Regions from separate parts of the Homo sapiens genome. Here regions 1 and 3 are each linked to region 2. Evidence: read pairs that join two places in POLR2A ChIA-PET (ENCODE). Cell type or tissue: GM12878. All regions are shown on one strand.

Region 1 (4,000 bases), 61 kb after region 2:
GTGGCTGGGATTACAGACACTCCCCACCACGCCCAGCTAATTTTTATGTTTTTAGTAGAGACAGAGTTTCGCCATGTTGGCCAGGCTGGTCTCGAACTCCTGACCTCAAGTGATCTGCCCGCTTCGGCCTCCCAAAGTGCTGGGATTACAGACGTGAGCCACCGTGCCTGGCCTCTTACTCCATTTCAACTAGACACATGGACTCTGTCTTGTGATGAAACCTTTATTCGCTTAAAGTCTTTATCTTTTGGTGGCATATGTAGCTATGTCCCCTATTTTATTCCTGATATAATATATGACTCTTCTCTTTTTTTCTTTCACGACGTTGCTAGGGGTTGATCAATTTTATTAGTGTTTTTAAAGAATCAAGCTTTGGCTTTGTCAGTTTTCTTTATTGTATATTTGTGTCTTAATTCATTGATTTCTACTTTTATTTTTTATAATTTCTACTTTCTCTGGGTGTAATTTGCCCTTCTTTTTGTAACTTCTTAAGATGGATACTTCGATCATTGATTTTCAGCCACTTTTCCTTTCTAATATGTGCATTTAAAGCTGTGCATTTCCTTCTAAGCACAACTTTAGCTGTATCCCACAAATTTGATATATTATGTTTTTATTATCATTCAGTTAAAATAGTGTCTGTTTTCACTGTGATTTCATCTTTAACCAATGAGTTATATAGAAGCATCTTGTTTCAAGTCCAAACATTTAGGTATTTTCTAGATATCTTTCTATTATTGATTCTAGCTTAATTCCATTGTGATCAGGAGAATGTATTTAGTATGATTTTAATTCTCTGCTGTTTGCTGAGACATACATTATGGCTTGAAACTAATAACCTGCTATGGTATTTTACTTTAATAGTTCGACATCTTTCTATACATCTACTGGAAAGTTATTGCATACATCACTGGAAAGTTGCTTAATCTCTACATGTCTCAGTTTTCTTTTGTGTACACTGGAGATAATAACAGTGTCTTCCTCAAAGAGGTCCTGTGACCATTCAATTTGGTAATTCTTTAAAGGTTTTCAGAATGGTACCTGGCACATAGTAAATACTCAGGAACTGTTAGCTGTTATTACTTAGTTGATTAAAATTATGACTGATTATCCTGCTGGATCAAATATAAACATCCACTGCCTGTCACCAGCCCACCTTGGCTGTCTGCTCTTACTTGCTGCTAAACTTTAAGGCCTATGTCTTAAATATCACTTAAGTATCACAGAATTTCCAAGACACTGTAAGTATTATTTTCTGTGTTTTACAAATAAGGGAATTTAGGCACAAAATCGGTAAAAGACTTGAATGAAAGCCTGTTTCTCAAGATATTAGCAACAGCCTGTTATCTGGTTCACATCTATATTCCTTGCTCATATTTTATTCTATACAAATAAAAGAAGTAATAGTTTTGCAATTAAGTGTTTTTGTGGTTGACATCATTTTCAGGTGTTGCCTTTGGACTCCTACAGCCTTCAGGCCATGGGAAGGTCTGCTCCCTAATCAGTAGGTTAGCCTAACCTCAGTCACTAAGTTTCAGTCTGAGTAAAGGCACAGTCCCTGAGGGCTGAACATATGTCAAGGTTCCCAGCCCTTAACATCCTCCAAAGACAAAACCTGCCTTCGTCACCTTGTGGGAACTCAACAAATGGTGGTTGATGAACCATCATGGTATCAGTTTTGAAAATAAGCACAGACATTTTTGGTAACCAGCCCACCATCGCCTAAGTTGTAAAGCAAGTGAAATCAACATTCTTTCTCATTCATTGGGCATAAATTGTTATGGCTGTTTCCAAGGATGCATGGTACACGTGTAATGTGGGGTCTTTCAGGGAAATTTGACATCAAGCCTAGAGTCTTGAGAGACTAGTTTATATTTTTAAGGAACGTTGAAGACTTTAGCATATTTTATAAAGGGCATTTCCAAAACCATACCAGTTTCTCAGCTTATTTTATAATATCGACCACCTGGTCTTTTGCTCAATGTGATTTCAAAGGGCCTAGTATAATTTTTCTGAGTATCCTAAATCTCCTTGGGTGCCCTGTAAATCCACAATTTGAAATTTATTCTTTTAACATGTCATCTTGATACTTTGTTTATTGGTTCTAATATACAATCCCTTGGGAAAAATAATATTAAGTCCCATTAATTGTTAATAGTGTGGGTGAATGAGTTTATTAGATTGGCTCCTAAGAACAAGTTTTGAGTTAGATTGAGGAGGGCAGGGTGGAAGGAGGAGATGATAGCTCTAATAGGCATCTATATTTGGAAGTGCTGGGTAAAAGAGCACAGTAGTCTGAGGCTGCACAAGGGATACGGGAGGAGGCTTCATGATTTCCCCTGGGCTGCCTCTGCCCACATCTTCTCACCACACATCCAAATGAATTCTTCTATACCATTCCATTAGGTAATTATTGTAAGCCTTTAGAAGTAACACCATTACTCTCATGTCACAAAATTCTGTGATTATATTAAAAATTGCTCTTTTTCTGTTCTGGCATATTTGTTTTCCTCCCTGGTCTTAGATAGCTTTTAGGGTTGGATTAGGTGTTGATGGAAAAGAAGAGTTGAGATCAGGAAAGTAAGGTGTGATTGTAAGAAGGTCAGAAAGGAGCTCTTGCAGTAAAAGACACCTAGGGCGCTTTCATCCCTGTTACCTCCTTCTGCCATGATACCCATGAGCATGTGGGAGAGCTTCTTTTCATGGACCCACATGGAGTCCACCTGCTGAATTAATTGATGCTCTTCATTCTCTCTTGAAAACATACCCACTGATACCCACGCCACCTTGAATGCTTGCAACCACCAGTCCTGTCCTGTGCTTACCAACATCAGACGTATTTCCAAACTGTCAATACTAGTTGTGTCTATTGCTGTAACTCAATAACTTAATTAAATAATGCGTAAATGAATAAAATATGAGCATGAAAAGAAAGACCTAATTTGATTGCTTGCAAAAACATGATACAGGAGAAACTCTTAGAAATGCTATTAAATTAAGTACGGATGAGAAGTATAAAAGCTTGTGAAAGTATTTAGGGAAATACACACAGGTTCTGCACTCTCACTGGTCTTTACGTTCTTGCTCTACTGTTAAAAATCTAAAACTAGAAGTCATCGACCATATATTAGGAGTGTGGCTTATGGAAGAAAGAATGCGCAGAACCCAGTCAGCAGACCCCACTCAGAGAAAAAACCTTTATCCTGGCCAGGTGCGGTGGCTCACACCTGTAATCCCAGCACTTTGGGAGACCGAGACAGGTGGATCACTTGAGGTTAGGAGTTCCAGACCAGCCTGGCCAACATGGCAAACCTTGTCTCTACTAAAAATACAAAAATTAGCTGGGCGTGGTGGCCGATACCTGTAATCCCAGCTACTTGGGAGGCTGAGGGAGGAGAATCACTTGAACCCGGGAGGCAGAGGTTGCAGTGAGCCAAGATCACACCATGCACTCCAGCAACAGAGTAAAACCCCATCACAAAAAACAAACAAACAAACAACAACAACAAAAAACAAAACCTTAGTCCTGTATCAAAAGATTGGCAGTCAGGTGCTTTTACACATTTCAAGTTAAAAAGATGTTGAAAATATACACCTGTCATGTTTATGGTGTTTCCCCTTTATTCAACTTTTTACTTAACCAGTTAACAACTTTGTCTCAATGGCTTCTACTGTGGTTGAAAAGGTCATTGTTGTTGTTCTTTATGCTCAATTCAAAGGTTAGGGCTATCCTGACCATTCTCTCTTGTTTCTATGGAGAATCTTATTGTGGATCCATGATTCTTAAATTCCTTAGTGTGTGACTTAAAGCTATTTATAGTTTTGGCTTATGTTATCAAATATGCTTGTTTGCCACTAAGCAAAGAAAATAAAAATGCAGCTGATGTCATCACAGTAGCCAACGTTTGACAAGGGCTTACTTTGTACCTGGACTCTGTACTAAGCATTAACTGATATTATTTTGTTTAATCTTCACAACTACCGAAGAGTAAGTTTCATT
Region 2 (4,000 bases):
GGCACAGTGTTAACCTCTCGTGGGTGGTGGGGTTCAAGGAAAAGGCCTTTTCCTTCCATGTGCTTTTTCCAGAGTGTTTTAGTGGATTTGCAGGCTTTAGTGAGTGATTCTTTGTTTAGTAGGAAGTTGAGAAAGATATGAAGGACTTTTCTAGTCCATGGAAATAATCTAGGAATCCCCCAAAACACAGCTTATTAGCTGGGCATGGTGGCTCACACCTATAATCCCAGCACTTTGGGAAGATGAGGCAGCAGGATTGCTTGAGCCCGGGAGTTTGAGACCAGCCTGGGCAACACAGGGAGACCCTATCTCTACAAAAAGTAAAAAATTAGCTGGGTGTGGTGGTGCACACCTGTGGTGTCCCAACTATTTGAGAGGCTGAGGTGGGAGGGTCCCTTGAGCCCTGGAGTTTGAGGCCACAGTGAGCTGTGATCACTCCAGCCTGAGTGACAGAGAGAGACCATGTCTCAAAACAAACAGACAAACAAACAAACCCCGCAAAACCCCACACGGCTTATTTCTGCACTTTAAACATATTTAATGATCCTTCATTCTGGTGAACCTTGTGCAGAAAGGTGGGCCAAGAGTTTTGTAGTTGCTTCCTTATGAGATCAGTATCCTCCTCATGGTACAATACGAGCTAGGCATGAGTTTTGAGTCTTGAGCTTGTTTATCAGGATGAAAGGATCCCTGTAAAGTGTGTGAATATATATACATATTTATATATATTATATATAAACTTCTCAATAAGAAAACAGGCCAAAAGAAAAAAATATGTATATGTGTGTGTATTTTTGCTCCTTTGGACTGATTAAGCTTTCTTACTGAGAAGCTGGTTAAGAGGCAAAAGTTTCCCTAATAAGTATTCTGTGAGCGGAGGGCTAATGGTGCCAGCAACGTTAAAGCAGAATTTAGAAGCTTGTGATGTTTTCTATTTAAGTATAAAAAAAGAAAGGAAAACACATTCTCTATGATGGAGCTGTCCTCTCAGTAATAATAGAAAATCAACAAGGCAATTATCACAAGTGGTAAGGCATTGGAGTAGGAGATATATTTGTATGTTGGGGCAACTCTTTCTTTTGCTACTGTTGAGTCAACACTGCTGTAGATAAAGGTTAAGTTATCTGGACAGTGGGAGCTGTAGGTGGCCAAACCAGATAATTTACCCAGAAAAAGCCACCCTAATTGATACCAGCTTAGTCATCTCTCTCCTCTATGGACTGAACCTGCAAGGGTATGCTTATGCTTAGCTTAAATGTTGGCAACAGACCCCAGCCCTCCCTCACACTGACAGGGAATGATAATTTCACATACTTTTTTGAATATTCATAAAGTTTTAATTGGCATTGAATCTGGCCTTGTCATAAGCTTAACTTTGCCCGAGTTTTTCAGAGCTCTTGGGAAAGTATAAAGAGGTGGGGACGCACTTAGTCCCTTCCTTTCATCTCCTCTTCTGTATGTGGTCTTTGTTTTCATTGTCTCACTCATCCTGTTGTGTTATTCTTAATCTGCCTTTTACCCTAAACTGGGTGGCATGGGCGAGGCAGTTGTGGGTACTTATACTCTAATTATTCTTGCAGAAGCCACACTATTGGCTATCAGATCAGGAGACTCCAGTGTTGCACAGAACCAGTCATTCTGTGCATTGCAGAATATCCCATATCCCAGGCCCCTTCCCACTAAATGCCAGGGTGACCCCCTTCTAATAATAGCAGACAATAATTGGTTTCACGTATTTCCAAATCCCCTTACTGGGCCACCCAAGGAAATGATGCCTTTTCTAGGCAGGCAGATGAAATGTGCCTTTTGCTAACATTTAGAAAGAGAACCTTGTTCGAATGATGAGAGAATCTTCAGATGGCATGAGATTTTTGCCTTAACATGGCCTTTAAGTGACCTCCTAGTACTGTCAAATGTTCACACACTTGACATTTGAAGCAGAATGTGTGAGGAATCTGAATCAAGGCTTCGGTATATTTTTACCCTGTGTTCAACGGACATCGTGAGCTGTCTCAGGCTCAGAACACAACTGCTGGCTACTTTAGAATACAACCTGGGAATGCCCCAGCTTTCTGCTGGGGTCGTGGGAAAAAAGCACCCAGTATGATACCATCATTCTCAAATGTCTTTCAAGAGGAAGTCAGTAGTGGTAATCATAGGAGTTAATAGTAAGATGAAATAGTCTCTTCCTGGTTTCGCCGAAAGCAGAGTGGTCTGGCTTGGGCATCACTGGGCTTGATGCAGTCTCACATGTGGTAGCTCACATTCATGCAGAAAAAGACACATTTTCAGATGTTTTGAGTATGACTTCAGCCCGTACATTGGGTGGACCAAATGTATATTGTTGCTGAAGATATAGATACTTATCTAGAATAAAAATCCAAAACCTCCCCCCCCCCACATTATCCAATAAAAATCATCTGCATGTGTGAAAAGAAAACTAAGACTAGACTAAAAAGTTGTGACTCTTAAGAATATTTAAAGATATTTATTTTACATGAAAATTGTTTAAAAATCAAATGCACTCAAACTGCATTAAAAAGTATCTATCTAGAGGCAGAGTAGTACCATTTGGGAACGTGTTCCAATTCTAAAGAGGCAAATTTTACTGTAGTAGGGCACAAAGGGAGAAGAGAAAACTATACTGCTGACCTTTTTCTTAGATTTTCCAAAAGGCAAGCTGCTTTCCACCAGTATGAAGAATAGATCCAGTTTTGCACTGAATTTCGTTGCTATCATAGTCTTTTCTCTCAGGAGTTCATGGGGGCAGTTATTTTAAATGACAATGAAATACTTTCTTTTCTGGAAAAATAGAGATGACAGGGTCGACCTAAACCTTGGCTATGTTTTGTTCTAATTTTTCTTTTTTGTTTTCTTTCCTTTTTGTGCACAGTGAGAGCAGGTAAAAAGGAAGAGAGTTTGCCACCAGTCAGCATGTTTTCTGAGGTTATATGTTTAGTCCCATTAGAAACAAGCTAAATTATTTGGTTACATTCAATATTTCCTTCAAAACCTAAGAATCTCTACACTTGTATTTTGTTAACCACACACATGTCAAATAAACTTTTGTTTTAGAGATGTGATGTCTTCTGCAAGAAAGTATATTGTACTGCATGGTAACAAGGGGACAAGGACCTAAATGCGGTTCATACGCATTCAGCGACTTACTCAACATTGCACCTCTCATGCTTCACACAAGTGCTTATTACCAAGTATGTTCTGAACTATTGAACCCATAGAGAGGAAAGCTATAAGACAGGATTATGTGAAACAAAAATCAGAATTAGCCAGTAACTTTGAACAAAGACCTCCTATCTAAAGAAACATATGGAAAATTTAAAAAAAAGAAAGAAAGAGGAATCTAACATATGAAAACCCAATCCCACTGGAATGTTTTCCTATACACAGCATAAACGCCACATAAATAAAACCACAAACCTCTGCAGAAGTACGTGAGAGGACGTGAGCCCCCAGCACTCTCTCCTGTTACGGCCCCCTCTGGGAAGTAAGACCCGGGTTAGTTTCCAGAGACAAAAGCTGTTTGGAAATCCTTCCTCCTGGGAGCAGTGGGCCTCATTGGAAGGGAACTTCTGACAGCCTCTAAGCATAATATAAAGTGTGACGCAATCCCAAAGGGGGCTGTGATTCAGGTTGTAGGATTCTGAGCTTTTGGGATACCAGGGGATGGCAAATATCTTTGAAGAACAGGGATATTCTTCTGGTTTGAACAGAATAGTAATATTTAACCGCAGTGTTATGTGTCAAGTTCAGGCCTTCTGGGGGAGACTACTGGCTCTAAACTGCCCAGGAACACACCCTCTTCACGCCAAGTTCTGGTGAAATGTTCACTTATAAGGTACAGCCCCACTCTTGGTCTTGTTCCCTGTGTAAATCTCTGGTTTGAAAACCTTGTAGCATTCAGGCGTTTCAAGCTTGAGGGCTGAAATGTCACTTTTAAAGCAGGGTTAAAAAGGTCACACAGCTGCAAATAATAATAGCC
Region 3 (4,000 bases), 93 kb after region 2:
AGAAGGGAGGAGTCTCTGCTTGGTAGAAGCTGTTTTGATCTTGGACTTTGGGTGGTAGGGGTAGGGTGGGGAGCAAGTCATTCTGTGTCATCATTTCTTCAGACAAGATTTATGAACTTTAAGATGACTGTGGGAAAACCCATGGTTGTTATGGAGACCAGAGTATAGTGCGCAGAACAAACATGGTGGAGGGAAGTTCTACCAGCTCAGCCTTGTCTCCAACAGAGTGTGCCCTTCCCTTCCTGGGAGCTGCCACACTCATCACCTCATCTTCTGTGTACAGCAATCCCTCCCTGTCCGTGAGAGATAAATTCCAAGCTGCCCAATGGATACCTGAAAGTGCAGATAGTACCAAACCCTGTGTGTGATATGTGTTTTCCATCTGATAACTGAGATAGCTATTAAGTGACTACTGGGTGGGGCGTGTCCACAATGTGGACACGGTGGACAGGAGGGATGATTCACATCCTGGGGGGCATAGCTTGGGACAGCATGAAGTTTCATCATGCTACTCAGAATGGTGAGCAGTTTAAAACTTGTGAATTGTTTATTTCTGGAATTTTCCTTTTAATATTTTTGGACCACGATTAACTGAAACTGTAGAAAGCAAAACCACGGATAAGGGGGACCACCATATTTCCACAGTCGTCCCGCCCTCTGCTTATTCTTCCCTGCTTCTCCTTCTTGTAACTGCCTCCTTACTAGCCCTCTCCTTCCTGTTACTGCCTCCTTATTAGCCCTCTCCTTCCTCTACATTGGTCCATGCTGATTTCTGGAGTAGACAAAGCAAAGAAAGCAGGCCCCTCTCTCTCATTTATGCAAATGGTCAATACTGAGGCATTGAGGAAAAATTGGTAGAAAGATCCTGTCATTGAACACCAGATACTCCATGTCATGTGATGGAAAGAGCTTTCCCTTCTGGGTATCCTGTGTTAGCTCTAGCCCCTCGCAATGTGCCAAGTGTGGTCTGAGGATCCGCAGCGTGGGCATTTCCAGGGAGCTTCTCAGAAACGCAGAATCTCTGGCCCAGCTTCCTTATCCCCAGAATGAGGATGGTGTCTGCTCTTTCCAGCCTCATGAGAGTAAAGATGAAATAAAAGATTTAAGAGCACATGGGTTCTTAGGAAGAAAAGGTAATAACTTTAAGCCAAAGAGCTGTGATACAGTTCTGTTGCTGGTCGCTGAGAACTGGCTGCTCTATGCTTCCAGAATTCTGTTTAAAATGAGAAGGGGCGCTTGCTGTGTTTGGTATGTGCATCAACATTCTGTTTGAATTTTCAGTCAAATATTGGAAGTGATAATTAAAAACTTAGAAACTGCTCCACAATTTGTCAGTAGGTCTTTTCCCTCTTGTTTTTCGGTGTTATAAGAATTCCAGACCTGCAGGGAACACTGGCTTATTCCTCCCTAGGATATTCCAGAAGGGGCACCTTGTCTCACATTTTCAACTTACCAGGAATGGCTGTGATACGTTAAGACCCACCTTAAGAAATGAGAGTAATGGGTAATGGGTAATGACCATTTTGTGAGTTTGCTGTGGGTGCGTTTGGTTTTCTATTCAAGAAACAGAACATTAACCTGGCCCTTCGAATGCTCGGCTTTGTTGAAAGGAGTCAATGCTAGGTTGGTAAGTGTCTCTGCTAAAGATTTCTTTTCTTCTCAAATGACCATGAGAGCAAATGTTGCTGCTATCTAAATCAAGAACCCATAGAGTGCTAAGAGGGTGGAGTAGATTCATTAAAGACAGCATCTAAATCTCCAGGGACTTCTCTCAAGTGGCTTGGCTTTCAGCAGACAATTCACAGTTATGCCAGCTAATTATAATTATTTTATTTTTCTTTCAAGGGGAAAAAACATAAAATGTGCTAGAGTTTACTAGCAGTTTTACAGCATTCCTTCCCCCCTGGAGTTCTCCTGCCTCCCTCTCCCTGCCACCCCCCACCAACTACCCTTTTGGAGGCCCTTAGTATTCAGCCATTGTTAGCACAAAGCTGGTCTTTATGAAACAGTCTTTTGAGGGCTAGCAATAAAGTTTAAGATGAGTGCTGACTCTGTTGATAATTTACCCAGCTGGCCCAGGACTGTACATTTGGGTGACATTTGTAGGCTGTGTCACCATGCCTGGATGGAGGCGGGTGTTTCTGTGGTATGGACGCCTTTTGGACACACTCCATCTTCCCATTTATTCTCCAGCCTGGGGTGTTGTGTGTCGCTCCTGGTGTGTTCTAGGAGATAATTGTCACTTTTAGGACTCTGTCTCATTGCCAAGCCCGAGGGAGGCTATTTCTTTTATTCAGATTCCTCCCTGGTGTGTTTGCCATGTTGATTCAAACCCACACATCTTGTCGTTTCCATTTTTCTCCATCCAAAACCTTGCCCGGATGATCCTGGAGACTCAGCAAGAAATAACCCAACCCATCTCACCAGTGGATTCAGTATGAAACTCTAGGTGGTAACATTTGGGGACGGTTGACTCTTTTATTTCTCTCAGGAAAGAGGAAATGAGTACTTATTTGAAAACACGAGTTCCCTCTGGAGACTGTGTCTTTAAATGAGCATTTGAAATTGCAGATAGCTTTTTTTTTACTTTATTTTTTTTGAGGCTGCACAGAACCATATTGTAGTAATATTCTGATTTTTATCACAACCTCAAATATTTAAGTGTCAAAATCTGGCCAAGCCACCTGCAAATGTTTGCCATGGCTACTGGCCAAGAAAAACAGCAAACAGCAATGAAAGTCTTCATTCAGGCTCAGTGCTTAAGCTGCATCCAGCCAGAAAGGCTGGGACCCACCTGTGCCCACGCATAGTGCTCTTGTGCTGCGGCCAGCGGGTGTGTTCATGGCTGAGACTTTGTGGGAGAAGGGGCCACCTGGCTCCTGCTCCCCCCTCTTCCCTTCCCTTCTATCAGTGCTTGGCTGCTGCAGGCAACCCCAAGTTTTCGCTCTTCTCTGTCTCCCTCTTTTCACAGTACAAAATTTAAGCTTGGAGGCTTGAATGTATTGAGAGAGCTATCAACATAAAGGACTTGAAAATGGGAGTAGTGCCAGTTATCAGGGAGGACTTTGGGGACAAAGGGTAGGCATCCTCATAAGCATTTGATTTTCATGCTTTTTGAACAGGCACTGAGCCAAACCAGACCAAAATGAGTGCAAATGCAAAAATCCAAAGAAGTAATGTTAAAAGGAAGTAGACAAACAACACGTGCAACTTCCATTCCATACCACAGCAATCCATACCATGCCCTGCGCTCAATTCTGTGAAAGTAGTGCCATTACCTCAATAGAAACCAGAGGTAAATATAAATATCTCAAATTGCTCTTGTGTGGTTGGGCAGACTAGAAAAACACACAGCTATGGAGAGTGTGGGAGGCATCCCCAAACTAGTGACTACTTGTGCTTAGTCAAACTGGCAGACGCTCTGCCGGGAAGAGTGTCTTTGGCTGATTGATGGTAGCGTTTTCAGAGATAAGTTTCCCAGATGGAAAAAAAGAGTGAGCCATGGGCTGTGGGGAAGACAAGTGAGACAGAAAACAAGCATGTATTAAATAGAGATAAAATCGATCCAGCCTTGAACCAAATATGTGGCAGAATCCAAACAGTATCTCTCCTCCAGTCATTTTTATTAGCTATCATGTAACAGGCTCATTAATTCAGGATCAAGTCAGCAAAGCCTGGGAAAATGGCAGAAGGGTAGGTAGCACTACTGGAAGTTAACACACTCTCTCTGTCTCTTTGTTTCTTATCATCTAAGACATTTTTGTAGGAGTCAATAATCCGTTGAGTAGATGGCTATAATCTTAATAGATCCCAGCTTTCTTAACTAAGTTGATTCTTCTTTATGGATAAGTGATAGTATATAATTTACACTCAGTAATTCTTCAGGAGAGCAATGAAGATAATATGGAATTTGGAGTTCTACAAGAATGGATATCAGTACAGAGCTCTGACGGGTTATGGGAGACGCTTCCAAAATATTCTACATATTTTTTTCTTACCT

The links. ChIA-PET counts read pairs that join two places held together with the same protein. Peaks named below come from ENCODE experiments on the same cell type or tissue, not always from the same donor. Only the 100,000 strongest peaks of a DNase experiment are listed, where the experiment ranks them.
Region 1: POLR2A ChIA-PET joins it to region 2 with 18 read pairs; 2 of 35 experiments call an interaction of 5 or more read pairs at or near these places.
Region 3: POLR2A ChIA-PET joins it to region 2 with 81 read pairs; 3 of 35 experiments call an interaction of 5 or more read pairs at or near these places.

The regions. Positions count from the first base shown.
Region 1 is chr7:28,538,181-28,542,180 of GRCh38, forward strand. The region is part of intron 4 of CREB5 (cAMP responsive element binding protein 5); the gene reads left to right. Among named protein-coding and RNA genes, the nearest start is that of CREB5, 130 kb to the left of the region's middle. In GM12878, no CTCF peak of the experiment used is centred here; a DNase peak (open chromatin) is centred at 1,571; H3K27ac peaks cover 1,103 bases.
Region 2 is chr7:28,477,637-28,481,636 of GRCh38, forward strand. The region is part of intron 1 of CREB5 (cAMP responsive element binding protein 5); the gene reads left to right. Among named protein-coding and RNA genes, the nearest start is that of CREB5, 67 kb to the left of the region's middle. In GM12878, no CTCF peak of the experiment used is centred here; DNase peaks (open chromatin) are centred at 1,176, 2,115 and 3,985; H3K27ac peaks cover 2,787 bases.
Region 3 is chr7:28,570,684-28,574,683 of GRCh38, forward strand. All of the region lies in intron 5 of CREB5 (cAMP responsive element binding protein 5), which reads left to right. Among named protein-coding and RNA genes, the nearest start is that of CREB5, 160 kb to the left of the region's middle. RefSeq lists silencers at 2,508-2,802, 3,377-3,426. In GM12878, no CTCF peak of the experiment used is centred here; no DNase peak of the experiment used is centred here; H3K4me3 peaks cover 932 bases; H3K27ac peaks cover 2,374 bases.